Regions from separate parts of the Mus musculus genome. Here region 1 is linked to region 2. Evidence: chromatin loops called from intact Hi-C (ENCODE). Cell type or tissue: left cerebral cortex. All regions are shown on one strand. Each heading gives the region's core, and the rest is flanking DNA. Links, peaks and the distances in the headings are about the cores only. Region 1 overlaps Nek10 (NIMA (never in mitosis gene a)- related kinase 10). Region 2 has its middle 47 kb from the start of Oxsm.

Region 1 (15,496 bases), core at 3,477-11,476, 1.2 Mb before region 2:
TGAGAAGAAGGTATATTCTTTTGTTTTAGGATAAAATGTTCTAAAGATATTTAAATCCATTTGTTTCATAACTTCTGTTAGTTTCACTTTGTCTCTGATTAGCTTCTGTTTCCATGATCTATGTGTTGTTGAGAGTGGAGTGTTGAATTCTCCCACCAGTATTGTGTAATGTGCAATGTGTGCTTTGAGCTTTAGTAAAGTTTTTTTTTTTTTTTTTTTTTTTTTTTTTTTTTTTTTTTTTTTAGAATGTGTGTGCTCTTACATTTGTAGTATAGATGTTCAAAATTGAGAGTTCATCTTGGTAGATTTTTCCTTTGATGAGTATAAAGTGCCCCTCCTTTTCTTTTTTGATAACCTTTGGTTGAAAGTCTATTTTGATCCATATTAAAATGGCTACTCCAGCTTGTTTCTTGGGACCGTTTGCTTGGAAAATTGTTTTCCAGCCTTTTACTCTGAGGTAGTGTCTCTTTGTCACTGACATGTGTTTCCTGTATGCAGCAAAATGCTGGGTCTTGTTTTCATATCCAGTCTGTTAGTCTATATCTTTTTAATGGGTAATTGAGGGAAAATAATTGCTGCTTCCTGTTATTTTTGTTGTTAGAGTTGGGACTCTGTTCATGTGTCTTTATTCTTTTATGTTTGTTGAAGGATTACTTTCTTGCTTTTCCTTGGGTGTAGTTTCCATCCTTGTGTTGGAGTTTTCCCTTTATTATCCTTTGAAGGGCTGGATTCATGGAAATAATTCAATTTTAAGAAAGCAACCTATCAAAGCTATTTTTGAAAGTCAAGAGCTTCCCAGAACTGAAGAACAGTGGTTGAATAGAGTTAAAACTCAGATTTTTTTTTTTTAATGTTAAAGTGCATAGCTGTATGTTGAACCTCAAACATTCTAGCTAACTCCATGTTTTTGTGTTTAGGGCCACAGATGAGCACCTTTGTGGTAGAGTCAGGTCTGTGGTATCCACTCAAATTCCAGTCACAAGCCTAAAACTGCTTGGCCATGCGGTGAGCCTTTAGCTTGAAACCATGATTGAGAAGCCAATGTGAAGATGACACGTACCTAAGGCCTCCAGTTTTCTGCTGCCAGCGGGATCTTAGTGCCATTACACAGTCCTGTTTTCAGGGGGGAGGGATCTTAGCGCTGTTGTACAGTCCTACCTTCAGGGGCTTAGACAGAACTCCAACCTTTAGGGGCCTCTGGGTGGGAGCAGAGCTTCGGAGGTTGGAGCCACTCTTCCCCACACAGGTATGCACTGTGGGCCTGCAGTGCTGCTCTTCGCTAAGCTCTTGTGATTTGATTTCTCAGCCTTTTACCCAAGGGTAATTCATCAAATCACATCTTAATGAACCAATAATTATGCTTACAAGGAGTTTTCAAAAGAGACAGGGCCTTTATATCTAAAGAAGAAATTAGCCTCAGATGGCACAGAGCTGAGTTATTTCTTGTGCTAATTTTCCAAACAAGTACAGAGAGCTATCCATAAGGAAAATCTTCATATTTTATTTACCTTTTTGTTTTGTTCCTAAAGAGGATAAATTCATGTGTTTAATTAACCATATAAAATTTTCTTTAAATGTTTTGAAAACAAACCATTTATGGCAAGACACACAACCTTTTTCTGAAAGCACACGTAAGAATCATCTTTAAAATTGCAGCTATGGCTGAATCGATTACTATAACAGATTTAATTTCTTAAATGCTTGAAATGGTATGAAAGGGAGAAAAGGAGGTCTTAAGAAACTTAATTTTAATACGATTATGGTAAATGAGTATAAGATGTTATAAGTGTGTGTGTGTGTGTGTGTGTGTGTGTATGTGTGTGTGTGTATGTGTGTGTGTGTTCCAGAGGATAAAGAGGGGATATTATCTTCTGGCATCTTCTATGCTTTCCATTGCAATCTGTGAATGAGAAGATATAGGTGTGGCTAATGCAGGGTGGGATGCCACTCCTATATATTAGCTTTGCAGTCCTCAAGGATAGACCACTGTGTTGAGGACTAGAAGCAGCTCCTGTGCACATTGATAGCCATTGGTCAGAATCTGTAAAGGTACAGTAGGTTTACAGGAAGAATTCAGGACAAGTTAACCCAGAAAGAAATTGAAGGAGACATTAAGATTCACAGTAATTAAGGATTTGAACAGTACTTAGTTCTACTATAGAGTTCTTGGTATTTGTGTCTAGTAGATTTGATAAAATTAGCTTTAAAATCTGTTATAAAATTTATGGATAGTTTATTACTTAAAAGTAAGCAAACAAGCAAACGAAAAGCCCTGTTTAGAATTTCATATCTGAGGCACCATTTCCTCCCAATGGCAGCCTCCTGCAATCACAGACAAAATATCCAAGGGCACTTAGTATTTCAAATATTGTGTGAGAAATATTTTTTGTTTCCTCAGTGCTTGAGAAGCGGAGGGAGACAACAGCTTATTTCACATTCTAAAACACTGAAGTGTTACATTGTCTCGTCCGTGAGATGAGATTTTGGCTTCCTTCTCCCCCAGAATTTTATCCCATTTTGCACTAACACTGCTTTTCTTAGAGACCTTGACTAACTGCAGACTTTGTCACCCACAGCATCTGCAGGCATCGCTGTATCCCAGCGGAAAGTGCGGCAGATCTGCGACCCCATTCAGCAGATCCTGATCCAGCTACATAAAGTTATCTACATCACGCAGGTCAGTGTCTCCCGCTGTACACCTCTCAGCCACAAGGCCAAGCTAACAAAGTTGAAAGCACACAGCCTTGTGGGAGCCTGAGTTAGAGTGACCACGGAATTGTTCTCACCCCTCCTGCAACGTATGCATGTGGGGAGTTGCCTAGAAGTAAATCAGTCCAGTTTTCTCCATGGTTTCCACCTGTCTTCTCCATCCTAAAACAGACGTCCACACAAGTGGATTTGTATTGTGATGAGCAACAGGGGACAGAGCTGGGTTGCTTCTCTACAAGCAGTTCTATCATAGGAATAAAGGGAATGGGACCTCTCCTTTCTCTCTTAATTTTTAACCTTAATATTTTATTGAATATTTTATTTATTTACATTTCAAATATTATCCCTCTTCTCTGTTTCCCCTCCACAGACTCCGTATCCCTTCCCTCTCCCTCTGCTTCTATGAGAGTACTCCCCCACCCACCCACCCACCCACTCCCACCTCACTGCCCTGGCATTTCCCTACACTGGGGAATCCAGCCTTCACAGGACCAAGGGCCTCTCCTCCCATTGATACCGGATAAGGCCATCCTCTGCTACCTATGCAGCTGGAGTCATGGGTCCCTCCATGTGTACTCTTCGGTTGGTGGTTTAGTCCCTGGGAGCTGTGGGAGAGGGGGTCTGGTTGGTTGATATTGTGGTTCTTTCTATGGGGTTGGAAACCCCTTCAGCTTCTTCAGTCCTTTCCCTAACTCCACCATTGGGGTCCCCATGCTCAATCCAATGGTTGGCTGGGAACATCCCCATCTGTATTGATCAGGTTTTGGCAGAGCCTCTCAGGAGACAGCTATAACAGGCTCCTGTCTGCAAGTACTTCTTGGCATCCACAGTAGTGTCTGGGTTTGGTGTCCATATATAGGATGGATCCCCAGGTGGGGCAGTCTATGGATGGCCTTTCCTTCAGTCTCTGCTCCACACTTTGGCCCCGTATTTCCTTAAGACAGGAGCAATTCTGGGGGACCTCTCCTTTCATCTGATTTGACAGCAGAGCCTTTCAAGGATATGATAGCCAGACTCACCCCACCCCAATTTCCATAATACTCAGGACTATTAAACCTTCCTATTTGTGAATCTGAGTAATACTTCGGTTCTGAGAAATTTGGGGCTGAAGACGAGCTATTGGTTACGGACCCACTGGATCTAATGCTAAGCAGCTGGGTACCCCTTCATCTAAGACGTGTGCTACCTACTAGTGACATGTTCCTTTTTTTAAATTTTTATTTTTTGACATGCTTCTTTTTTAAGAAATATAGATATTTGGGTAAGAAAATAGGTACTTTGAATTTCAAGATAGTGTCACCTGGTGCTTTTGTGAAATCCTTTGCTCATTTGTCATATAATGAGTAAACACCTATTCAAGCAGCAGACACTGTTCTAGGTTTTGAGAGGCACAGATGTCTTATGGTGATTAATCTTGAATTCTAACTTGATGAGCATTAGAATCAGTAGGAAAGCGTGTCTGCGAGGGAGTATCCAGATCGCATTAGATGAAGTTGAAAGACCCATCACAAGTGTGGCTGTATCACAACTAGAGTCCTGGGCTGAGTAAAGATGAGAAAGGGAGCTGAACGTGAGCAGTGATCCAGTGTAACCATCTGTGTTCTGCCTCTGGGTGGAACTGTCCATGCTGTGACAGACTGTAGGCCAGAGCAAAGGTTACCTCCTCTCCCCCCTCCTCTCTCCCCCCTCCTCTCTCCCCCCTCCTTTCTTCCCCCCTCCTTTTCTTCTTCTTCCCTCTCATCTCTCTGTTGCTTCATCTGTCCTTCCCCTTTCCTCTCTCTCTCTCCCCTGTCCTTCCTTCCTTCCTTCCTTCCTTCCTTCCTTCCTTCCTTCCTTCCTTCCTCCCTCCCTTCCTCCCTCTCATCCTCCTTCTCTCCATCTTTCTATTGCTTTTGTCAGTGGGTTTTTTTTTTTTCTAAGCAACAAGATAAATAAGTAACCCTGATTACCTTGAGAACAAAAGAGCCACTGTGGGAGCTTCATCAGGGTTCAGAAAGATGCCCCCATTTCATGTTCTGCGGCCCAATTCAGTACCTTTAGGACTAAGGCATTGCACCCAAAATGAGGTGGAGTTTGGAAATAGAAACTTCAGTGAGGTTTGCTGAGGTGCTGTGCTGGAAAAACATAACTCCTTCCCTTGGAGACAGGCAGACATCGACTCTGAGATTCCTGCTGAAGACTGCTGGTGATGTGCTGTGAAACACCTTCAATAGGATAGGAAAGGCCCCGGAGGAGGTGGGTTGGTAGAAATGTCTGGAACACTATCACCTACAGGAGGAGCCACTGAATGTGACTAGGAGCAAGCACTAACCAGCAGCGATCCCAGCAGGTATAGATAAGTGTTTGCTGCTAGCACCAAGCAAGGCCAGAACATCCTCAACTCAAGCTCCATCCTCCCCTAGGGTCTCTCAGCAGTTCTTATGCTGGATGAGTTTTGTATTTTTTAGCCAGTAGCATGCATTCATTCCATGCTGACAGCTCAGTCATAATGACTGTAGATTTTCCAAATGTGCTTTAAGAACACTTTCAGCTTCATGTTATTAACACAGCAAAGAAAGGTTCCCCTCTGGGAATTCTAACACACAGTGCTCAATACAGCCAGTGTCATCACAGGAAGGAGAGAACACAGCTGAGGTGATATGTTGGTGCAGAGGAACAAGTTGTACAAAGGAAGCCTGTCAAAGTATAATTAACTTAAGGCTTCCCACTCTCCTCCTGAGGACCAGAGGAGAAACTGATGAAAACCTTGCTTCTGTTCCTGTCCAGTTTCCATGCTTAACATGTCAGTTTCACAGACATAACATGTCAGTTTCACAGACATACCTGCAAAACTCATCTCGTGGTAATAGTTCTACAAGTCAGGATGTTAGACTTCTTATTTCAATTGTACATCTTAACCTGCAAAGACAGTCTTAATGCCAGCATGCTAAGAAGGCAATGAGTACTTCATCTCAGATGCTGGAAATCAGTGTCTTTGAGCAGCTGGAGATTAATGCTCAAATGTTACTTTGTAGTTATTGCATAGGTAAGACCCTCAGAGCTGAAGGAATCTGAGTGGCTTTAATTCTCTACTATACTTTATTTAGTTTGTTAAACAAATGCTTTGAAGTCATCATCTAACAACTTAAAAAATTACAATACATCTGTATCCACGAGAAGAGATAGGAAGACTGGGGAGGATTGCCCATCACTGGGGTGCTAGCAGCAGCAGCAGCAGCAGATGTCCCCCAGGCTCTCAGGCAGCCACACTGTGTTATGCAGCAGCAGCAGCAGCAGATGTCCCCCAGGCTCTCAGGCAGCCACACTGTGTTATGCTGCAGCAGCAGATGTCCCCCAGGCTCTCAGGCGGCCACACTGTGTTATGCTGCAGCAGCAGATGTCCCCCAGGCTCTCAGGCAGCCACACTGTGTTATGCAGCAGCAGATGTCCCCCAGGCTCTCAGGCAGCCACACTGTGTTATGCTGCAGCAGCAGATGTCCCCCAGGCTCTCAGGCGGCCACACTGTGTTATGCTGCAGCAGCAGATGTCCCCCAGGCTCTCAGGCAGCCACACTGTGTTATGCAGCAGCAGCAGATGTCCCCCAGGCTCTCAGGCAGCCACACTGTGTTATGCAGCAGCAGCAGCAGATGCCCCCCAGGCTCTCAGGCAGCCATACTGTGTTATGCAGCAGCAGTACAAAGCATGACTCCATTTCTCCTACCAAATCTGGTTTTAGGGACTCTAAATTTTAAGAGAAGTGTGAGATTTTATTTCTTTAAATGGTAATCTTAGAACATTTGCTTTTAACATTTGGGGGAAAATGTTAAGCAGTAAAATGTCAAAATAGAATAGAGTGCTATTTTGGTCTACTATTTATCCAGTGGAGCCCTGCAAATTGCTGGTGCCTTGCTAATATATAACTAGGTAGGGAATGCAGGGTTTTGGAAAGAATTCATATTGATGTAAGTTTGAGAAGACATGCCGACCAGGATTTCTTCTTCTTCTTCTTCTTCTTCTTCTTCTTCTTTTTTTTTTTTTAAAATTACTTTGTGTGGTACAAGAAAAACCATTTCCAGGTTTGAACTGAAGAACATATTATCTTTTCTAGAACCATTTTCTTTTTCAAGAAAATGGGCGTTCTTGCAGGCTGTGTGTGTGTCAGATGTAATGAGTCCATAAGAATGTTTATAAGCTGTGAGGTACAGTATGGCAGCCCTGTGCTAGTGGTGTTGGCTTAGGGATAAGGCTGATACAAACACACCTCAAAAGGAAGGTGTGTGACCCATCCTTTACTTACCTAGGAACAGAACCTGCTTTGCAAGTTTGCTGTGGGAGAGTTGCAAGAATGCAAGCACAAAGGAGTGCTCACAGTATCTGGCAAGCATGAGCTGTGCGTTTTGGTTCTGATTTTATACTGACTATGTTGTTATACGTACTTCATATATAAATGAGCCATCACCATTTTACGTAGTTTTCAATTCTTACTGAAAGATTGATGGATGGGACACTGTGCTAACAGTATTTATCTCACTGAGACACGGTAGCTTGCTTGCACTGCCTATCTTAGGGATGTGAGCTTACTGGAGTGAGCTCAAGTGTTTCTTCCATTGAATTCAGGGGCAATAGACGATCCTCCAAGTTAACCAGAGACTTATCAAGTTAAATAAATAGCAAGACTTGTCAAGATCTCTGTGACAGTTATTCTGATGCCTTCCAGTGTTAGGCTGAGTCCACTGGTGACCACATCTTCAATATGCCTTTGTGGCCAGCAGGATGTGAGGCCCTTCCTTTCACAGACGGCTGCAGTAAAGCTGGGAGGTTGCTAACGGGACCTAGCGCACCACTGCCCTCTGCTGTTTGCTTCAGGGAGGTGGCGCCTTCTGGCAGGAAACAATAGGGAATCACCAAGTCCTGTCTTTCTAGGCTGGGTCTCCATCCTCTCAGGGCTCCACCCCTTCCCTTGCAAAGAGACCAATGCTAAAAACTTCATTGTCTTCTTCGCCTTACATATTCCTCTGTTAGTCCATGTGAAAGGCAAGAATAATCGTGAATTTGGAGGGCTTTGAATCAGACTTCCTTCATGGTGGTACACATATTTTTATTGGTTCCAGATAGTTACAAGGTAGTAACCCAACTGAAGTCCCAGGTGGTGAAGCAGAGCTGAGTTTGATCATCTCTGCAGTGTCCCTGCCTGTCTGGGTCATCATTTGGTTGGAGTTTATAGTTTTCTTTCTTTTTTTTTTTTCTTTTTAATTGGGAGCACTTGTTTCACCCCAACCCACCTCTCTCCTCAGCTCTTCCTTTTAATGTTTAGCTATAAAAAAAAAAAAAGCTTATTGAGATGGAGACCCCTGATAATTCTGATCCTACTTCTTTTGTGGTATTCTTCTCCCAGACTTCACCTCACCCTCTGTGCCACCAGAACTCTGATTTCCCATGCAATTCCTGCCTGCCAAGCCCTGCAATTGGGTGGTTGTTTTAAATCCCCTTTTCTGAGACTCTGCTGTGACTGCCTATATATGTATGCAGTCCACAGCATCCTATCGAGGTCATAATGCATGCCAATCCATGCTCTCCTGGGAATGGTGGCCCCTAGGATTTTGTTTCTGTCTAGCGGAACTGTTACAGGAAGACACACAGGCCGACACATAGCTGTCAAGATTTTGTGTTTCCTGGTCCAAAGTATCAGATCTTCTGAAGGCTGTCACTTAGGTGCTTGGTGTGGTTCCGGCATGTGACAGACGCCTACACATGAATAGAATGTACCTCCCTTGTCAAGGGTGCGCTTTACTAAATGGAATGTGCATGTGCATAGCTGTTATGTGAGAGTGGTATCAGTAAGGGTGACTGTGACAAGATAAAAAAGCAGAGCCACTCCTCTATGCAGAGGATGAAAACTATAGCATATAATTTGCTAACTCAGAGTCCTCCTTAGGTTTTGAGGATGTACTGTTGTGCTGGCCCCATATAAGTGCTTCCTGTAGGGGCTGATGCACTGTGGAGGAGTTGGTTGTAATGGCTGTCCTCTTGCTTTCTGCAGCTCCCTCCAGCTCTGCACCATGATCTGAAGAGAAGGGTTATAGAGAGATTCAAGAAGTCCCTGTTCAGTCAGCAGAGCAACCCATGTAACCTGAAATCTGAAATTAAGAAGGTATGTGTTCTCCATGTAGACACCTATCCATGAGAGATGTCTTCATCCCAACCCTGCTCCCTGATCTTTGCCTACTGTTAAAGGGTAATGCTCAACCAAATGGGTCCACCTTCCCTGTTTCCCATGCTTCTTTTTGTGGCTATTAGCTCCAGGTGGCTGGCTGATACAGCTCTTTCCTTGTAACTACATGTTTGCGTAAGAATAAATGTCTTTAATTTTAAAATATGTATATTGCAGCCTGCCTTTGAAGCATCTGTCCCAGTATTTTGGAGAAGGTTATTCAGTGAGCCCCCTAAATTGCATTTTCTACCTGAAACCATCACTTGACCATGCAAAGCCACCATTTTAATCATCTATGGGGACAGAATGAACTTAGCCCTCCTATCTTCAACATTCTGCAGCCTTTCCATATTTGGGTACAACAAAAGTTTCTCTTCACACACGCAGAATCTAAATTGTTATAACAAATGGGAAGAAAGTTGTTTACCTATGGTGACATGAGTTGGAGACAGGAAACCCACTTTGTCCTAGAAGTCATATAAACCCTCTGTCTTGTCCCTGAAGGACCCAGTATGAGGAAAGTCTAGCTACCTTGTTGGAGATAATTTGATCCCCCAATCTCTTCTCCTCCTCTCCTCCTTAAATGCCCTCATATCCTTAAGTGATAGTATTGTGTTGGATTCCTTCTCTGAGGTTGGTTTTTTCCCATTAGTGAGTCTACTTTTAAGCACAAGCTTATCACTCAGGAAATAGGCCAGTCTCTTTGATTAGAAAAAAAAAGTAAGCAGCCTGTTTCTGCTTTGTTGGCACATAGCCATAGTGAGGCCTGAACCACTGATGTATATACCAGAGGCAGCTGCAAGTAGGTACACAAAGCAGGAGCCCATTCCTCAGAGACAAGAGAGTGAGCTGCCCATCACACGCTGTGCTGGCAAACAAGGCAAAGATAAGGAGATGGTGAAGATGAAGCAGAGGTACAGGAGGCTTCACACTTACCTATAGCATCCTAAATACCAAAAAAATACATTTTTAAATATCAGACGCTCAAGCCTCCCACAAAAGACTATAATGCTTGACTTTTATTTTCTTAGTAAAGTGATACTGAGAATAAGCCAATTTAAATACAATTTTTTTTTAAAACAGAAATTCTGGTTTTATAAGGTGAAAGCTTCTACCTCAGAAGGTGTTCATAGGCACATTTGCCTCCCACTCCGTCCATGGATTTCCCTTGTGCCTTCCTGGAAGGCAAGTTCTTGTGGTCTATCTGATGCAGGTTCCCCTTAATTTCTTTCTTCCCAGACAGTGAAGCCAATTTCTTTTCTTAAATCACTCTTCCTGCTGCCATCCTTGGTTCCCTTCCTGTGTCCTGAGAGCATCTCTAGCCAGTATCCTGGCCTGAGCACAAAGGCAGGATTTCAGGGGGATAGGAGGTTTGGGAGCTCATGTGAGAGTCTCACTGAGCCAGCCTGGCCCACACACCTGCCTCAAGCCTACCAAAGAGCCAAATTAAGAGTGAAAAGCAGGTAAAGAGACTTAGTCAATGTGCCCACTTTGGGAAGAGGGGTACAAAGGTCCAGTGGCCCTTCCAGGCTGCAGTGGTCTTCAGGAGCCTAAGAGGAAGGCAGCTTTTAAATAGGACAAGATATGAATTATGAAAGGCTCTAATCTTGCAAGGTGATCTGAGGAGCTGTCTGAACATTGGTATCTTTATCCAGGAGACAAATTCCCCTCTGGCACCAAGATTCAGCCTTTTCCTCCTAGCAAGGGATTTCTGAGGAAACTTTCAATTTCTTGGGATTTCCTTGTTTCAAAGTCTGATAGATAATGGTAGGGCCACAAATTCATCTTTAAAATGTTCTCATCTTTGTCAAGATAGTTTCTGGTGGGGCTGGGTGAGTTTTGTTTATTTTAAGCAGGGTTAGGAGACAGGCCACACTGTCTAGAGAAGGATGCCACGTCTCTTTTCTGACGAGGTAGTGGCATCTCACAATACACCCATGACCCCCATCCCCCACCTGGGGAAGAGGATACTCACATCTGGGGTTCAGTTGCAGTCAACAGATATGAGCACAATCCCATTCTTCTAAGGGAAGGTAGGCTACATAGTGAAGTATCCACGCTGCCCTGAACTAGGTGTCAGCTCCTTCCTCCATAGAGGCCTGGCTGAGGCTTCCCTGTGCATAGCCTCCTCTTCCACTCCCATGATTTAAACAACTTTCATCTGCCTGTGTCCCTCCTGGGTAGAGCCAGTCCAAGAATCTTGTACATCCTGGCCTATGGTCAGTGTTTTATGTATAATTCACATTAGGGAATGGAGCATCAATATTATGCACTTATATTTTCTTTATGACAGTCTTCATTTCTTCAACTCTTTAATAAATTGTGTGTTGGTGTGACATAGAAATACAGTTTTATGTATGTAGAAAGATCTAAACTCATGAATGTCATGACCCCGGTCTTCCTCCCTTGCTTGTAGTTTTTTTCTTTGCAATGACTTTTGTTCAGAAATGGGCATTTCATCCCTTGTACAGTCATAGAATCCTCCAACTGTCAGGCACAGGCTCCCTTGCTGCCACCTCCCAATCCTTGTCTCACCCCTCACTCCCCACCTCCCCAGGTATTTGACTTGCATTTTCTCCTTCCTTTTGAGACCCAGGGAGCCTACATCTATGGTCTGAAGGAGCTGCTATAGAAAGACTGTGGCCACCTATCAATGGCACTTATCACTTACCAATGCCTAGTGTGCTATGTGAAGGAATCCAAAGATGGAAAAACCCATTTCTAAGAACTAAACTTGTTCTCTCTAGCTCATTTAAGCTGGTCTTTGGTACAGGCTCCTTAGTCTTGGCTGCATTAATTCACTGCACCAAAGCCAACCGAGTAATCACACAGTGGCCTTGGAATTGGGATTTTCAGCAGGGGAATAAAGGAGAAGGAAGATAGAAAAGATTAGTTCAAGTCAGTATTTTATTTTATTTTATTTTATTTTTTTAATTGGTAAGGGGAAAGTTTTATTATAAACACAAGGGAGAGAAAAGTCATCCAGGCTGAACCAAGTAGTGGAATGAATGGGGCTGTAATGGTAGGGAGGATCAAGTGAGGAAGAGAAGAGAGAGGGAGCAAGAAGACTCCATGGAAATCAAAAGGCTGAAAGAGGAAGCAGGAACCTCGAGAGCCTGTAGCCAAATGGCTGAGTTTATATAGAAAGGAGAAAGTGAGAGAAGGAAGCCAGCCCCTTGGCTGGGAAGGGGGCAGGATGAAATGCTCAGAGGAACCACAGGTACTATGTGAGTCTCTTCCTAGTTTCATTGAGACACAGCAATATCCCTTCTTAAGAATAAAAAGTCATCAAGCAACCCAATTAGCACAGAGTGTACATGTTCTGTGCCTTTTATTTTCAGACTGTCCTGGTTCAAGTCAGTATTTTAAATAGCACTGTCAGTGAGTGTAAATCCATGACAATTTTTTCTTTTAAAATATACTCACTAAATCACTCTAGAAACTAATCAAACAGCATTCAAGTCCTCTCCCCATGTTTCTGAAGAGACACAGTTGATTGGTCCAGGGCAGAAATTGCAGAAGCTGGGACTGCTGTTCTGAGGTATAGGCAGCACAGCACTGTCAGGGAATACTGACCGTGCCTGAAGACTAGGAGTCATGCTGAGGCTGTCCCTGAAGCATCACTAAGAATGCCTCCACAGCAGGGCAGCAGCTTGAATCCAGGAGTTAATACTGATACTAAAGAAAAGAGATCACTCTCTGGTTACTCTCAGAGCATGCAAAGCAACCCATTCATTGTTTTAAGACTGGTTTCTGAAGGGAATCAATCATTTTTCTTCCTTTCTATTTTAAATTCTGCCTCAAGGTAAACAAATTTCTGATGAAGGGACATTTCATACTGTAGACAAGCTCCAGCTAGCATTGTAGGTTTGCAATCCCAGGGTAAGAAAGGATGGAGGTCCCACAGAGAGGGACTACCTGATGGTGTATGCCACTTGATTTAGAATACAGCTCTGCCAAAAGCCTGCATTTGCATCTGATCAAGCTTCTAAATGTGAAGTTAGCAAACTATAGTCCTTAAGCCAATCTGGCCTGCTCTCTACTTTTGTTTACATAGCCACATGCTTTCATTTCCATCTTGCCTATAGCTACTTTGTTACTACAGGCAAAGCTGAGTAGGCAGAGTTAGAAACCCTATGTTCTCCAAGCTGGAGATAGTTACTGTCTGACTCCATTGAACAGTTTTCTCGTCCCTGCTCTGGATCTTGCAGCAAATAGAGGGATAAGGACACACATAGGGCCTTAGGTCCTCTAGCCTCCCACTGCTATTGAAACAAACCAGGAGAAAGACTGATGGAGGAGACAGTTTTATAAAAATGGGATAGAGACTCCATGCCTCACAGGATGGTGGTTCCTATCTTTTCAAAGGGATGTGGCTCAGGGGTGTTATGAAACAATAAGAGCTTACAGTTCTTTGTTCTTCCATTCATGTTTCTCAAAGGGCCAAGGCTTGTTCTAACTTTTCTTAGAAAGTATATGTGTATGTTGTCAGTGCTGACCATTTAGTATTGGCTAGCCAACTTGTGTACTCTTTCTTGGGGAAAACTATTTCTCCTGCTTTCAGCACTCTTTAGTTGCTGGGAATTTCTTATCTAGGGTTGAATCCGCATGAGCTTGCCCCCTTTCATGGCCACATGTCTATCGGTATTGTTCTTGTTCAGTTCATGTTTAGTCAGCCTTGGTGGTTAGACTTCATGATACTTCTATGAGACATAATGTCACAGCAAGCTCCCTGATCCCCTGTCTCTTACAATCTCTTTGCTCTCTCTTCTATGTGTTCCCTCAGACTGACATGTAGTAGATGCAGATGTACCAGTTAGGGCTGGGCTCTGTAACTACAAATTTTGATTGGTTATGGTTTTCTGTGATAGATGCAAACAAAAGTTTCTGTGGTATGGAGTGAGAAATATATTTACCTGTAGGTCCTTTTAAAAACCCTCTTTCTGAAGTACATTGTATTTTTAGCAACAGGATAGAGATACTTTGTATCTTTAGCACCCTCTAGGGGTAGAGGGCAAATGAAAACAAAAGCAATAGCTTACTCTGGGGAGTTTCTTGAACCGCCCTGACCAAAAACTCAAAGGAAGGTTTTCATTTTTGTACTGGGGTCTTTGAATGGTTTATGGGTCTTGGGTGAGCATTGTCAGCCCAGATAGAACATTTTCATCTGCGATTCCTTGTGACTTCTCCATACATCCCTACCTTTATTTTACCCCTCCCTCTTCTGCTGTATTTATATTTCTCCCCTTCCCTAATTAGAGCTCCACGTTTTTTTCTGATTTCTTCCTTCTGGTTACTTGTATCCTACTATTATTCCTCTCTCTATTGATCCTCTTCCCGACAAGGATGTATTTTTGTTTGCCTGGATTCTGCAGTCACTAGAGGTTTTTATACTCACACCTGAAGATTTTGAGTTGGGAGCCTCAAATGAGAGAGAACATGTGATGTTCGTTTTTCTGGGTGTAAAATAAACTCATGGAATACAATCAATCTACTTTTACATGATTTTAATGATAATTTAATAAAGTAAATACATATTTTTCAAGAACCATGTTGAAATATTATGATTATAAAATATATTGTACAGAATTTGTTATCTAATTCCTGAAGGAAGGAGATACATAGGAAGGGAAATAGAAAGATGAATGAGGCAATATTGGCTGTGTGCAAGTAGATAACTAGGCACATGGAGTTCAGTGTATTGTCTCTACTTTTATAAACACTTGAGGTTTGTGTACATGTATGTAACATGCATTTTCCAGTGGGTGCCCATGTGTATAGGGATGATAGAAGTTGGGGGGTTACTTGACAGCTACAGAGGCTTTCTTCCCTCATGTGAGCAAATGCAGGCTGTGAGTGTCCCTAACAATCAATGGCCACCAAAGCCACCTTGGATCAGTGGTTTCTGAATGCAAAGAATGAATTCAATGGACAAAGGCAGGATGAGGTGTTTTGTTTGGTTGATTTTTTGTTTTCAATTTAACTGAGTTAAAGTTCTTTGAGAAGAGCAGCCACAATTGAGAAGATGACTCCATAAGATTGACATACAGGCAAGCCCATAGTGGCATTTTCTTAATTAGTGATTGATGTGGGTGAGCCTAGCCATTCTGGATAGTGTCTCCCCCCACCCCCACCCCCCGCAGTTGATCCTGGGTACAGATGAAAGCAGGTTGAATAAGCCAAGAGGAACAAGCCAATAAGCAGCACTCCTCCATGGTCTCTGCTTCAGTTTCTGACTCTAAGTTCCTGACCTGACTTCCTTGAGTGGTAAACTGTGATGTGAATTGCTGTAATAAACCCTTTCTTCCCCATATGGCTTTTGGTTATTGTGTTTATGACAGCAATAGAAATCATAACAAAGATGGCAAGTTTCAGAAAGGAGTTTGTTGTAAGATAGGTGAGAGCTGAAGACAAAGGGCATCTGGAGCAGGAGCATTAAAAGCCTTGACCTTGAGCTGTTAGTTTAGAGATTTCTCATGACTTGTGGAAGAAATTGGGTTGAGGCATGGAGAGGAGCTGGTCAGTCTAGCTGGCCTCCCATGATATGTCCATGTGCTAGGTGTGCATAGTTAGTTTGCTTACACACTCATGTTTAGC
Region 2 (15,496 bases), core at 4,405-12,404:
ATAAAAATAATAAAAAATCCAATAAAATATTTTGACACTTTTTTATATTTCATATTTAAAGGAGAAAAATATCCACTGTGTGGCATGTAGGGGTTAGGTAAACAGTGTTTTATTTGAAAGTTTCAGTTTAGAGGAGCCAAGAGGTAAATGGCATGTCTATAATAATTATACCTTTATAATCAATAATCTTCAAATTGCTATCTGCTCTCAGAAGCACAGAAATTTTTCAAGTATATTTTTCTGAAATTTGGGGCATTAAATATTCATTAATTTTCTGTGTCATAGAGTTCTAGACACAGAAGGTATTTTGGAGTAATGTTTATGTAGTCAGTCTGATTGGGATTAAAGAAGGCCAGCTCAGCAGGTCAGCTCCCCTAGCATAGCCAGCCTCTGAGGCTCCAGGAAACCTTCCACAGGCTGTATGTCATTGATTTAACTTACCTCGTAATCATTACCATCTTCTTATGTTTTCTATTAACTTATTGATCTGTATTTAAACAAGCATTCATGTCATACCAGTTATGTGAAGCACTTAGGTAGGCACTGGGGAAAATCAGGCATCGCCTCAGGATAAGAACTCAGAGAAATGTATAGATATGCCATGAAAAAAAAATCTCAAAACAGCTAGATGAGAGAGATGCATGCCTTTAATCCCAGAACTCAGGAGGCAGAGGCAAGTGAATCTGAGTTCAAGGCCAGCCTGGTTGACAGAGTGAGTGGATTTCAGTCCAGCAAAGGTTACATAGAGAAACTCTGCCTCAGAAAAAAAAAATAATAATCTCAAAACAGCCACCAGTAAGAGGGCTCAGCTCATAAGGGCACTTGTTACCAAGCCAGGCCACTGAGTTGGATCCCCAGGACCAACAGGGTGGAAGGAGAGAACCAACTCCAACAGGCTGTCCTCTGATTTACACACACACACACACACACACACACACACACACACACACACACACACATTATGATCTGGTAGCTGGCTACCTAACAGGACTTATTGCTACTGCCTTCCCTGCCCAAGCTTTATCCTCTCTGTCCACATAGGCCGCTTGACATTCCTCCCACACACCAAGCAATCTACCTGAGACCTTTGTACTCTGTCTGCCTGGGGATATCCTAATGGCTAACTCATTTCATTTGGCTCTCTGCTCAGGAGTCTCCTCTTCTGAGTGACAGGAATCTAAAATGATTGTAAAGTACTGCTTGGCTTCATTTCTCCTTGTGGCACTTGTCATGATCTAGCATGGTGAGTGTGGCCTGTTATTTACCCTTTCTTTAGGTAAATCCCATGAAAGCAAGGTATTACTTACTTCACTCTTGTGCTGCAGGACCTTCAGCAATCCCCACCCTCCATGCACATTCAGGAAACAAATAAACACACCCATTATATATCCCAGAAAAGGGGCAAAAGAAAGAATAGTATCCAGAACGATTCGAGATAATAATCTGCTCTAGCTAAGGGCATAGCAAAGGGAAAGATCAGCTCCAAAGTAAGTACAGAGATCAGGGAAATGCTTGTCTAAAAGGTTTGAAAACATTATTATCCAAATTGGAGCCATTATATGAAAAGGCTTTTAAATTCTGCAAGATCTAAGCAAATTCATGGCCAAGGTCCATCGGAACACACACTTTCTGCTCCACAGTCAACCCTAAAAATAGACTTTTCTGATCAACAAGGTACATTGGAGCTGAGCTATGCACCTGCAGTCGGAAGTAATGTAAGAATCTTCCTATAGAAAGTTAATAGATGAGTGGGGGGAGGAAGAAGGAAAGAAAGAGGGAGAGGGAAATGGAGAGGGCTGGAGGGAGAACATGTATGTTTGTGTGTGTGTGTGTGTGTGTGTGTGTGTGTGTGTGTGTGTGTGTGCAGTTATGCACTCATGTGCACATGCTTTGGAGACCAAGCATGTTAAGCAAATATTCTATCACTGAGCAACAGCCCAAGCTTGACGGAAAAGTTCTTTTTATAATAGTAATTTATTTGTTATTGTGATAGAACTATGTCATTTCTCCCCTTTCTTATACTCCCTTCAATCCCTTCCATATATGCCTCTCTCTCTCTCTCTCTCTCTCTCTCTCTCTATATATATATATATATATATATATATATATATATATATATATATATATATTCTAAATATATAAATACAATCTGCCTATTTCATATAATGTTAATTTTCAGGGCTGACCTTTGAACAGTCTATTAGTGTGATCTACCTAAGAGAAGATAATTTCTCCAATCGCAGCATTAACTAGTTTCCTGTAGTCCCCTATCTAGAATTGAATCTTCATGGAGTTTCCCCCAACAATGTTGCTATGTCTAGTGCTGTCATCTGTGTTCATCTCTTCTGTAGGCAGCCATGTTTTCGAGACTTGAAGGGTAAAGCTTTGCTAACATTTCTAGAAGACACAATCTCACATAAAATCCCCAATTCCTCTAGTTTTTACAATTTTTCTTCCCCTTCTTCCATAATGATCCCTGAATCTTGGGTGCAGGATTTGTGTTGTAGATACACCCATTGGGATTGGGCTCTACAACTCTACATTTTGATTAGTTGTGGTTTTCTGCAAGGGTCTCTATCTGTTGCAAAGATAAGTTCCCTTGATGCAGGATGTAAATTAAACTTATCTGTGGGTATAAGGACCAAGACTTAGAATGTAGTTGGGAATATGCTGGTTTAATAAAGTGGTTGTAGGTTCTCCTTCAAGATTCATGACTTCAATAGCCCTGTGAAATTGACTAAGTTTCCAGTACCAGTCATGAATTCCCTCTTATTGAGATGGCTTCATGTCCAATTACAGAGCTATTGGTTACCACCAACATATGAGTGTGATTACTGTATCCTTAGGGTTATTGTCATGCTGGTTGGTGTTGTTTCATAGGTTTCACAGCTAGGTAGGATTATTGGTTGATCTTCTCCTTTGAGATCTTGCATGGTACCTTTGGATACAATTAAATCTTCATAATAAAGGAGGATAGGTAAGAGTCCCTTAAAAGGCAGCAACCTACAATCCTACTCTATATTCAAGCGTTTGAAAGTACAGGGATTAAAATTTGTTTTTCAGATTTGAATTTGTTACCTGTTGGGGTGATTATTTTGTGCAGTGTATAAAGATTGTCTTCATATTATGAAAGCAGAGAGTTGAGTGTAGACTGGACTTTCGTATTGTTATTCATATGGCTGCATCATATCTTGTAAATCCTCCCTCCAGCACTTTCTGATTGGTTTATTAAAGAGCTGAATGGCCAGTGGCTGAGGCAGGAAAGAATAGGTGGGACTTCTGAGCAGAAAGATAGGAACTCTGGGAGAGGGGCTTTGGTGGGAGACTAGAAAGGCAGACACTGAGGAGAGAGATTCACCAGTCATAACTGAAGAAGAGGTAACTAAGGAGCCACATGGAAGAACACAGATGAATATATATGGGTTCATTTAAGTTATTAAGAGCTAGTTAAGAACAACTAAGGCCTTAAGCATTCATACTTAATTAAAAGTCTCAGCTTATAGGGAAGCTGGCAGGTTATAGTGTGGGAAGCCACATGTGCCGTTGCAGGGTGGCTCTGGCTACTGCTGGCCACCACGCATACATAGGCAGTAAAGTTTTTTTTGCCAAGATGAGGTTTTGAGAATTAACCAATCAGATGAGAGACAAGTTAACCAATCAGATGAGAGACAAGTTAACCAATCAGATGTGAGACAAGTTAACCAATCAGATGTAGGCATGCAAATGAGGTGGTAAGCATAACCCATGAATCACCAATCCGGGTGTGAGACACGCCTCTCCTAGGCCTATATAAGCAGCACCAGTTCTGGGCTTGGGGTCTCTTCGCCTCTGCAGTCAAGCTCTCCCAATAAACGTGTGCAGAAGGATCCTGTTGCAGCGTCATTCCTGCTGGTGAGTCAGGGCTCGCGCAAGATTATAGAAAACAGAAATCATAGTTTCTCTTATCACTTGTACATGTGAAAAGTCTAGAACTTGTGACAGTCATCTAGCTATGGCCCTCAGCTAAGGGACCTCTTCTCAGTGTGCTAGAGTGCTTTCCATGCCACTTTGTTAACTCAGATCATGTTTTCCTTGGCTTTCTGACAATGAAAGGAAAAATAAGGCTGAGACATTTTTAAAGATAAGAAAGATAAGAACTGCTGTGGTTTTTACCTAGGACTTCCTTTAAGGACCAAATGTGAAAGGTGGTGGTCTCCAAAAAACACCTGGAAAAGGAGGGGGAAATGGGATGTGAATATGAGAATAGAGAGGCATCCCTTCATCCTAGAAGCAGTCAAAGCAGAGAAGCAAGAACTCCATTGATATTACCAGTTTCCTAAGGCCTCTACCTTTTCCAGTATGCAAAGCTGATATTTTCCCATTAGAAGCCTCATTCATAGGAAGGCACATATAACCAATTCCCTTGGGCAACCCTAATGGCTTCTTAACTGACCCCTTCCAACGCATCTCCAAAGCCAAGCTGTAATCAGTTCCCAATATCAAGGAAGTAAACAGGAGTAGAAGAAAGATAGAGGACCCAGAAACCCAGTGAGCACCGAAGCTTCTGAAATCCTACATTCTGTGAGATGCATTTCTTTCTTTGCAAAGTTTGGACTCATCCTTTTGGCTATGTCTTGATTTCTTATGAATGTCTATTTTCCTCTTAATCCCCATAGTTAAAACTATATTAAAATACCTTTAATAATCAGTGGAAAGAGAAGCCCATTGGTCTTGCAAACTTTATATGCCTCAGTATAGGGGAACGCCAGGGCCAAGAAGTGGGAGTGGGTGGGTAGGGGAGTGAATGGGGGAGGGTATGGGGGACTTGGGATAGCACTAGAAATGTAAATGAAGAAAATACCTAAAAAAAAAAATCTCCACACTGTTTCAAGTACTGGCTATTCTTGATATTTTTTTTTCAGCATCAAAACCATGAATCCCCGTTTAGACTAAGTAGAAGGTCCTAAGACAGTAGAGGAACACAGGCTTCTGAGGGTAGCAGTGTGGAGCTATGTCTCTGTGCATTTACTACTGACACTCAGCTCACAATTGTGGAGATTAAAAGCTGACAATCAGGTACCATCATGAGCTAGGCCTCTAAGGATGGTCTAATAGTGGTATGACAAGCTCATTGGCCTGACATTCAGACTCCACATGACTGTATAGAAAGTCAGAGGGAGCACATTTAGATTTTACATGGCCAGAGAGGAAGCCAGGTCTCACTGTCTTAGTATAATTCACATCTGTAGGATCTAGGTAGGGGAAGGAGGTAGGATACCATTCTGTGATTTTATAGCCTTCCACAAGGTTCCAACCCCTGCCACCATCACCACACTGAGCAGTCCTGGGTACACAGACTATGACAGATGTTTTTATCTTCTTTTTTCATTTATTTTACCTGTCAACATTTGAGATTTTATTCCTGGCCTTAAAGCTATACATTTCTGGGCTGGAGAGATGACTCAGCAGTTAAAAGCACTGACTGTTCTTCCAGAGGTCCTGAGTTCACTTCCCAGTAACTACATGAAGGCTCTCAACCATTTGTAATGGGATCTGATGCCCTCTTCTGGTGTGTCTAAAGAAACAGTGTACTCACATAAAATAAATAAATAAATCTTTTTTTAAAAATTTAGACATTTCTTCAGAAACAGAGGCATGATCAAAAAAATAAAAACGTTCTAAGTAGTTGTAAAGAACCATAAACTATTAGAATGACACACAATTGCATTGCAAAATGTAGAGTAGAGGCTCAGGGTTTACCTAATACTTCTCAGCATTATGGAAGAGGGGAGGAAGGCCCAGAAGAGTCCTTGGAGCAGACCAAGGGTAAGATTTTTTGATGTCCATTTAGGATCTTTGTGCCCATCTGAACTAACTGCTGGGACTCACAATAGATCAGTCCTTATGACAGTGTGGTGTTCAATGCCAGTGCTCTGGACTCTCAATGGCTCCCACTGGTAATGTTTCAAAAGGATTTTAAGCCTAAATATTAGCAAAAAGACCTCATTTCTAACCATTTAGGAACAAGTCTTTTGTAGAATGGAGATCAGCACTCGGCAAATTCTCCTCATGAGGAACCAAGAAGTAAGTATTTCAAGCTCCAGTGGCCATGTGGTCTCTGTCAGCACCAAAGACAGCCACCAACAAACTTAAGTATATGTGTGGTTACATGTCCTAATAAAACTTTATGAGTTGCATAGGAAGGCAAATTCCATACAATTTTAGTTTCATAAAATACTATTCTTTGATTTTTTTTGTATTACTTCAAAACAAATTTACACTAAAGTCACGAGCCAAAACAGAATTTCCATTGGTACAAAGATAAGAGTGTGATGCAAGGAGCTGCCTGGCTCCATCACTAACAACAATTCTCCTTCAAGCTTCAATGTCCTTGTCTGTCAAAAAAGGAAAGGGATGCCGACATTTTATTTTAAACATAAGAGAGATGAGCTATGTCACATTGTTCACAAGGAACAACTTCCGAACACTATCGATGATGTGGTGGGGGGGAAGAGGAGAGGAGACTCCATTGTGTGAGAGAGTCAGATCATCTATTTAATCTTGCCTGATGCCGTGTGGTGCCATGAATTTCCAACTCCAGTGAACAGCTTTTGCTATTTATCTTTAGGGGTATGCAAAGATATCCTGGGACTTTTAATAGACTAATATTCCCTCTTTGCTTACTCTCTTTAAAATAGTTCATTATTTGGTTGGTTGGTTGAGTGACTTGTGTGTGTGTGTGTGTGTGTGTGTGTGTGTTCCCATAAGCATGTCATAGCATGTATGTGATCAGAGGACATTTTGTTTGTAGGAGTCCATTTTATGTTCTTGTTTCAGGTGCCTTTCTCCAGTGAGCCCTTGCTCTGGCCCCTTGCTACTTCGCTCTTTATGATATTCTGTTTGCATACTGAGTTATCACATTAGGCCTCAGCCAATTCTGTCCTCTAGACCTGAGTACCATATTATACAACTTTAATCTTATCTGAGACCCAAAATTCAAGCTTTTTCTTCTCTATTTTGTTAATTAAGCACATCACTCATGAGCATGGCTATAGGTTTTGTCTTAGGGTTTCTGTTGCTGCACTGAAAAACCATAACATAAAACCAAGTTGGGGAGAAAAGGAATTATCTGGCTTACACATCAACATCAGTGCTCATCATTGAAGGGAGTCAGGATAGAAGCTCAATCAAGGCAGGAGCTGATGAAGAGGCCATGAAGGGGTGCTGTTTACTGGATTGCTTTCTTTAGATAGAACACAGGACCACCACCTCAGTATGGCACTACCCACAATGGGCTGGACCCACCCCCATCAATAGCTAATTAAGAAAATGCCTTACAGCTTTGTCTTGTGGAAGCATTTTCTCAGTAAAGGTTCTCTCCTTTGAGATAACACTAACCTGTTTGTCAGTTGACTTAAGACCAGCCAGCACAGATTTCCAGCTCTTACACCAGCTGAGTCAGCAAACATTCTGCAACAGTGATTCCTCCTACCAGTATCTTCACTGTCACTGAAAGCTCGGAGGAATGGCTCTGCATCTGACTTCCTTTCTATATGCCATCTTTTATCAACACTCCAATACTGAAGGTTACCAAAATCAGATCTCCAACTTAGAGGGCTGATATAAAAAACTCCAGAATGAAAACATATTGCTTCCCCTTTATTTCTTCTTATAGAAAAGGATAATGTTTAAGGAAAGTCAAAATATTCTAAAACAAACAATATGCTTCTTAAAACTAACGACACTCATGACTCTCGACCTCCATAGCACATGAGTTTTTGTGCTCTGTGCCCCTGATACCCGTGAGTGCTGGTGGCATTTGCAGTTCCAGAAGGTGGCAGTTTTTGCTTTAAAATTCATTTCCCAGACCTGCATTCACAGTCCTAAGCCTAGTAAAAACTAGAGAACATTTGTTGAACAAGTGTCCGTGCTAAAGTCTACAAGAACTGCAAAGCAAAACATTACATCTCTAGTACCCACTAACTTGCAATCCATGTCCTGCTTTTCTCCAGAACTCAGTTTCATTTGGAGAGTAAAATGAAAGAGTTTAGCCAGTGAGTCTTCAGGTTTTCATTGGCTCTTTTCAGTAGCTGTATCAGCAAACATAGAGGGTGTTGTTCAAGCAGGGCACAAGTAGCTTTCTACTTGTGAATGTCTCTTGCTGGAGAGACACCATAGGGAAATTTTTTGAGGAATGGAATTTCCATTTTTCATGGATTCTGCTGGTCTTGTCCTTAATAAGTAAACATGATTGTGCCTTTTGCACCACACCACGCCTATGCTACACGGGGTTTAAAAATTACAGTTTTTCAAGTTTGAAAGAATAAGGACAAATCAGGTCTACCTTGTGACATAAAAACATTGTTAGAAACAAAGTGTTATGTTGAAAACGTGACAAAGAAACATTTACTCAAACATTTTTAAAAATAAACTAGTTCAGTTTAAGTGAAAGGCCTATTAACCATCAAGGCTTTGGCTCCATCATGTGGCCGTTTGGATTTATTTTACTTTAGTGTTCATAAGATTTTTTGTTTTGTTTTGTTTTGTTTTCAAGATAGGGTTTTTCTATGTGGTCCTGGCTGGCCTGGAACTCTCTCTGTGGAGCAGACTGGTCACCAACACTGAGATCCACCTGCCTCTACCTCCCAATTGCTGGAATTAAAAGCATGTGCCGCCAATATTATTTACGAATTTAAAAGTGCGTGTATCTAAACTTTACAGCATAACATTTTGACCACTGTATATATTATGAAATGATTACTGCAATCAAGGTAGTTAGCATATCCATATGCTAATATCTCTCATAGAGACCCTTGTATATGACAATAAACCTTAAAATTGACAGTTCTGGAGCTGGAGAGACAGCTCAGCAGTTAAGAAGAGTATTTGCTGCTTTTACAAAGAATCCAGGTTCAGTTTCTTTCTTTCTTTCTTTCTTTCTTTCTTTCTTTCTTTCTTTCTTTCTTTCTTTCTTTCTTTTTCTCTTTCTTTCTTTCTTTCTTTCTTTCTTCCTTTCTAAGATTTATTCATTTATCTTACGTATATGAGTACACTGTAGATGTCTTCAGACATACCAGAAGAGGGCATCAAATCGTATTAAAGATGGTTACGAGCCACCATATTATAGTTACTGGGAACTGAATTCAGAACCTCAGGAAAAGCCATCAGTGCTCTTAACCACTGAGCCATCTCTCTAGCCCCGCAAGTTCAGTTTCTAATTCTCAGGTTGGCCACTTCACAACTGCGATCTGGCACCCACTTCTTGATTGACACACATAAACCCACACAGAAACATATAAATAACAAATTATAATTTAAAAGGCTAACACTCTTAAGAACACCATGTGCTGTTGTTACCTCTGTTAACTGTGCAGCACATACGTGTTCAGGAACACACTTATAACAAGCTTTGGACCTTGATAAATCTCTCCACTCTACAACCCTCTTCTTCCTCTTCCTCCTCTCCCTCTTTCTCTCTCTCTCTCCCTCTTTCCCTCTCCCTCTTCTTCTTCTTCACTCCTTCCCTCCCTCCATCTCTCTCTCACCCTTCCCCCTCTCTCATTTTCTATATTCTGCATTTCTGTGTGATCAAACAGTTTGTCTTTCTTTGCCTGGCTCATGCCCCTTAAGCATGAATGTAGTACAACTTTTTAAAACTTATCTCCAACTAGCTTACAAATGAATGAAACTCAGACTGTGGTTGTTTTATTTAACTTTAACAATTACTGGGATAACTCCTAGTCTACTTTTCTAACTGCTGTCCCAGCTACCTCCCCAGCAGTATACTTCAGATACTTGCTGTTTCTCCTGGCCATGTTCTCATGGTCAATCTCTTCTCATGACAGCTCTCTTTTCTCTTATTATTCTTCCTCCTTCTTCTGCTGGTCTCTCTTCTTTTTCCTCTGTCTTCTCCACTCCTAACCAATCCCACCTGCCTCTAATCTCTCCAGCAATTGGCTTTCACTGACCATTATTCAACCAATAGTTTTAAATCCGTGAACAGGGTTTATACAACAAAAGCTTATGAATATGAGAATTCACTCATAGGCCTAGACCTTTGGATACAGAAGTTTCCACTCCACCCACTCCACTAGTCCCTTACCCAAATTCATGACTTTTGGGTTTGTTTCATAACCCGTTTAGTTTTACTAGGGCCATCTGTGTGACTATTGGATTAGAACTCTCCATGATGCCCAAGAGGGTCACCAGTGGGTCCACAACTTAATGTAATGAGCCTCTCCTCACTGAATCTATAAACAGGAAAGAGTTGTCATGATGGTTACCTCACCCCCTATTCTGAGCCACTCCTCCATCCATGCTGGCCCATAATTATGCAGATCCAGTATAAGTATATGTAGTTGCTATGAATTTAACATTGCAATGGTTACTCAGAAGATGAAAATCTATAGCTCTTCTTCCTACCATCTGACTCATACATCCATTCTCTCCTTCTTCCATGGTGTCTCTGAGCTTTGGGGGGGGGTGATTATGAATGTCTTATTTAGGGCTAGACACTCACTCACTCATCTCTCATTTTCAATACTTTGTACAACCATGATTCTCTGTATTCACAGCCCTTCACTGGGAGGAGAAACTTATCTGGCTAAGTCTAGGAGTAACATGTCTATAAATGTATAATTTATATATAAACAAGTATTTAGAAAGCAGTTTAACTCTATGTATGTATTGCCTGGCTAAGCAATAGCATTGTGTTTCCTCTAGGCCTACGACTTCCTCAGCTACATATTTTGACCATACTAAACATGTATTCCCTTGTGGAATGGGCCTCCATTCCAGAGACCAGTTAGGTATCACCATGTGCCACTATTGCACAAAAAGGCATATCTTGCCTGGCTAGGTGGTCTTGTAGTTTAGAATGTTTACAGCTGGGTCAAAGTATTGTTGCCTGTTCTCCTCCAGCAGCTTGCATAGAACCGTCTAGAAACACTCCTCTTTCTAAAGCCCTCCTAAAAAGTTCCACCAGCCGGGGACCAAGAATTAAAGTGCATGAGCACATGAGGACATTTCTCAATCAAACCTCCACATTACAGAAGTACTATTGCCATATTGGTAATTGTTCCTGTCTCTTCCTTCTCAGCCGAGACAAGGTCTTACTTACTCTGTAATGCAGGCTGGCCTGCTACTCACTATGTTGCCCTATGGCTTCTAACTCATGGTAATTTTCCTATCTCAGCTTTTCAAGTATTTCTTTGCCAGTGTGAGGTACCACACCTGGCATTCTCTCTTATTGCTCCTTTATTAAGGTTTGCTTTTATTCATGCCTCTTTACATTATGTAGGTTTTTATTTTTATCATGAGGCTTACATAAAGTATTTTATAGTCATAATAATCTCTGCCAATTGCATCCAAAATTTTGTCTTTTTATTCACTCCAAATGTTCCTAAAATAAGTTTACTTTTTAAATATTATGTATCTATTAATAACTTCTTATAGTTATAATTAACCTTTTAAATGCCTTAAATATTAATGTATTCAAGTAAAATTCTTCTGATAATTTTTTTCTGAAAGGATAATTCAAGAAACTGGAGCCAGATGTGGTTGTATATGCTGTTAATCCCAACATTTAGAAGGCAGAGAGACAAGAGGATGTCTGTTCATTTGAAGCCAGTCTGACTTACATAGTGAGTTCCAGGACCACCAAATCTGTATACAGAGACCCTGGCTCAAAATTACCAAAAGGAGAGAGAGAGAGAGAGAGAGAGAGAGAGAGAGAGAGAGAGAGTTTTCACTAACTTTTTAGTAGAAAATAAGCAACCTTTTTTTTTAAACTGGGAATAGCAGATACCGTATAGAACTCTGTGATAACTGGATGATTATGTATCAGAACTCCCAAAATGAAACTACTATATTTTGTCCTTTCATGCCCCTCATACTATTGTGGCTGAAGCCACTTTAAGGATATACACAAGATATGTCTTCTAGGGATCTTTTAAGGGAGGAAAATTATTTCACTACAGAAGAAACAAAATTAGTTTGGGTGTATGCTGGGAATAGAACTCAGGTCCTCTGCTGAAGGGGCAGACAGTCTTAACCGCTAAGCTGTCTTTCCATCCAACCCTAATTGAGGTTTTCAACCAGCAGCTCTTTCTGAGACAAAAGCATGGGCTGGTACGTTTGACCCCCACTGATTCCTCCTGACAGTTGCCGGGTAGGGTAGCTGCAGCATCTAGGGTAGAGGGTCTCTCCTCAGAACTTCAGATCTCTCTGGATCTGCACAGGAAGTCTAGTCCCCTAGAGCCACCTACTTTCTGTCACCAACCATTCCTGAGGACTGAGCTCAGAACTGTTTTTATTTTTAGTAAATGCCCTTCTCTACAATCTATTTTCCTCATCTGCCATAAAAGGCTTCAGGATAGTTTGTGAACACAAATACCCGAGGGATCTTCTTGCAACCCCATGTAATGTTCATATCCATAATATCCTGTGGTTTGGTTTGGCTTTGTGGAATCAAAAGAGAAAATATTATGCATGGCATTTCTTTGTTTAAAAAAAATCTATTGAACCAGCTCTGGAGAATTCATACCTGCTGAGCTTTAAAGCATAGCACAGCGAGTGATTAAAATCCTGTTGTTTCTGCTGGCTTTGCGTCTTTGTGAGAGTTATTCATCAGAGAAAGGTCTTGCTTTCTGTATTTACAGTGCTTTTCTCCAAAAGTTGGGAAAAATAAAACAAAAACTGGAAAGGAAGCTTAAAAGTTGAAGTAGTCTAGACACAGGGTGGGCTTTATAAGAGCCGGGACTTCGTCTGAAAGTGCACAGTATAAACCCTGCTTCACGTTCATTTACATAATTGGCTGCCCAGCATTTACATAATTGGCTGAACCCGGAGGTCTGCTATCTGGAAGCAGCACTTCCAGTTTTGATCCTTTCAATCCTGTGTTGGGCAGCCCTGGCAGCTGGACCCTCCCTCCCCCACTCTCTCCTGGCACACATCCAGGAGTGTTTGCATAGATCCCAGCTGGTGGCATATTGAACAATTTTACTGGAAGACCACATTTGGCAAGCAGGTGCCATTGGGCACCAGGCATTCTCCACGTGATGAAATCACATCTCCCAGCCTCACACTTCTTGATTAACTGATGAGGCTAAACTTCATTGTTTCTGAGCAAAGGCTTTCTATTCAAATCACGTCTTATGGCAGAAGAAGCTGTCAGGCTCAGAGCAATCACACTGACCAGATCTTTCTTTACAGTAAACTGTGGCAGCTGCCTGGGTTGTATAGAAAGTACACTGTGACACGGGGACTAAATGAATATCTTTGATAGCTGCACTGCCACAATTGATATAAAAAGAATAAATACGCAATTGAGAAAATTATAGGTAGTCAGACTCAATTATTTAATTAGCCTAGCCAATTTGAATGTACTAATCATTTTATACTTAGCATATCTGATTTTATGTCTCTCTTAAATAGTTATTATTCACCTGCTCTAATGTGAATAGGACTTGTCCCCTCTGGAACTCATTTTGAAAAGTTACTGGGGGCATCAGCAATTGAACTCAGGACCTTGCACATGCCAAGCATATGCATCACTACTGAATCCCACGGTCAGCCTCATGTTGACACTTGATTATCAGTTCAAGAGTGTTAGGAGCTGAGCCAGAGGAAGGTTATATGGGTCATCAGAGGGAGCCTTCACGAGTAAACTTATGCATTCTGCTAGAAGGGGAAGTTGCTGCTGGATGCTTGGTATCTCCTCTTGTTCTCACCATCTCTCCAGGCACACACTCACCCTCTTGGTTTTCCATTATCACAAAGCAGCATATGTTCCTGGCTACGTGGGATGTGGGATGTGGTCCCTGGTCATAAAAGACCCAACCTCCCGGACCACACCTAAAACAAACCTATATTTCTTTAAAATTAGAGTCTCAGATGTTTTCTTAAATCAACATAAAATCAACTAACAGTAAATACCTTAAATAACCTTCGATTTTGTACACATTTATTTTCCTGTTTGCTTGCTTGCTTGATTTCTCTTTTTTTCTTTTCCTTCCTTCCTTTCTTCTTTGATTTCCCTCCTTTCCTTTTTTAATTTCTTTTAAGAGACTGTTTCCCTGTGTAACTGCAGGTGGTCAAGAACTTTCTGTATAGATTACTGCCTGCCTCTACCTCGAAAATGCTAGATCAAAGGCATGGTCCCTGCCTGACTATACACTAGTCTTCTACGTTTGTTTGTTTGTTTGGTTGGTTGGTTGGTTGGTTGGTTTTGGTTTTTGAGACAGGGTTTCTCTGTATAGCCCTGGCTGTCCTGGAACTCTTAGCCAAATGATGTAATGCATACAGACATAAATATATCCACATGTACACATACATATATCTCTCTATATATGTGCACATGTGCATACATGCACACATGTACATATACAGATATATACACACATGTACACTAACACAGTCACATATGTCCACCAGTTCACTGGTGAGCTCTTGCTGGCCACTGAACCTTCCCAGTAGATCTGTACATTAGGTTTGTGCTGATTGAAATGTCTGGTACCACCAGGGTTCTTTTGAGTCTCTAAGCAGCTATGTTTACCCCTGGGGGATTCTGGCGTTCCCTCTAGCTATGGTTTCCTCTCAGTGCACTCAGTGCACTAGGGGATTTGCACCTAGGTTCCTCCTTTCCATCTGCACTTTAAGTCCTTCTAGTACTGTGTGATACAAGATTCTCCTTAAACAGCTGCTATGTTACAAACTCTATACAGCTTAGACCTCGTGCACGCAGGGACAACGGACTTGCACTTGCTTCAAACTGCAGAGCAACTCCTGGGAATTAAGGGGTAGATGGGTTCATGTCTTCAAATACTTCTGAATCTATTTGTTCTTAGAATCTATTTTGTTCTCTCAAGGGGAGATATGGATAGAAAACATTAGTGCCAATCACTCTACAAGGTTGGGAATTAGTTGTAAATTTAAAGAAAAATTGTGTCAAATAATTCAGTCGTGTTTAATTTATAGACACTAATTGTCTCATTTTAAGATCGAAGATTATCTTAAAGTCTAAAGCGAACCAAACTTCTATTGTTTTATGTAAATGTTAATATGGATCCATGGCTGTAGGGCCAGAATAATGTGGTCAGAGACAACAGAAAAACTAGGAACTGGTAAGGAAGAGTTTTAGTAGCTACTGAAAACAAGATTCAGCCCCATGACCCTAAAGTCAGGGAGAATAATTTTATCAAAGTCAGAAACTCATGCACACAGTGTTTGGAAGGGCTGAAGAGTCTGGTATGAGTACAAGTAAACTGGCAGTCATCCCAGATGACTTATAAGTACGTTCACATACCTCACATCTCAAAACATAAAACAGTAAAAAAAAAAAAAATTCTTTAGTGTCCTCTCTTCTCGGTAACTTAAAATTTTTATGTGATGCCTGTAAAATGAAAACCTAGTTACTCATTTTGTTTATTATTACTAATGCTTTCAGACATAAAATCAAAGTGAAGATAAATCCAAAAGACTAAGTCAAGAAGCAGATGCAGAAATTATCTGGTAGATG

What was found. Hi-C counts contacts between places; a loop is a spot of excess contacts. Peaks named below come from ENCODE experiments on the same cell type or tissue, not always from the same donor. Only the 100,000 strongest peaks of a DNase experiment are listed, where the experiment ranks them.
Region 1: it touches region 2 in a loop (4-fold over the local background); 8 of 42 quality-filtered maps call a loop at or near these places.

What each region holds. Positions count from the first base shown.
Region 1 is chr14:14,977,939-14,993,434 of GRCm38, forward strand. It overlaps Nek10 (NIMA (never in mitosis gene a)- related kinase 10), which reads left to right. Exons shown (of 35, transcript NM_001195229.1): 30 at 2,577-2,677; 31 at 8,729-8,839. Among named protein-coding and RNA genes, the nearest start is that of Gm46441, 42 kb to the right of the region's middle. In left cerebral cortex, for the core only: a CTCF peak has its summit at 7,534 (motif pointing left); DNase peaks (open chromatin) are centred at 6,454, 6,917, 7,523 and 9,640; H3K27ac peaks cover 676 bases.
Region 2 is chr14:16,188,259-16,203,754 of GRCm38, forward strand. No RefSeq gene overlaps it. Among named protein-coding and RNA genes, the nearest start is that of Oxsm, 47 kb to the right of the region's middle. In left cerebral cortex, for the core only: CTCF peaks have their summits at 5,555 (motif pointing left) and 8,460 (motif pointing left); DNase peaks (open chromatin) are centred at 5,507, 8,461 and 12,337.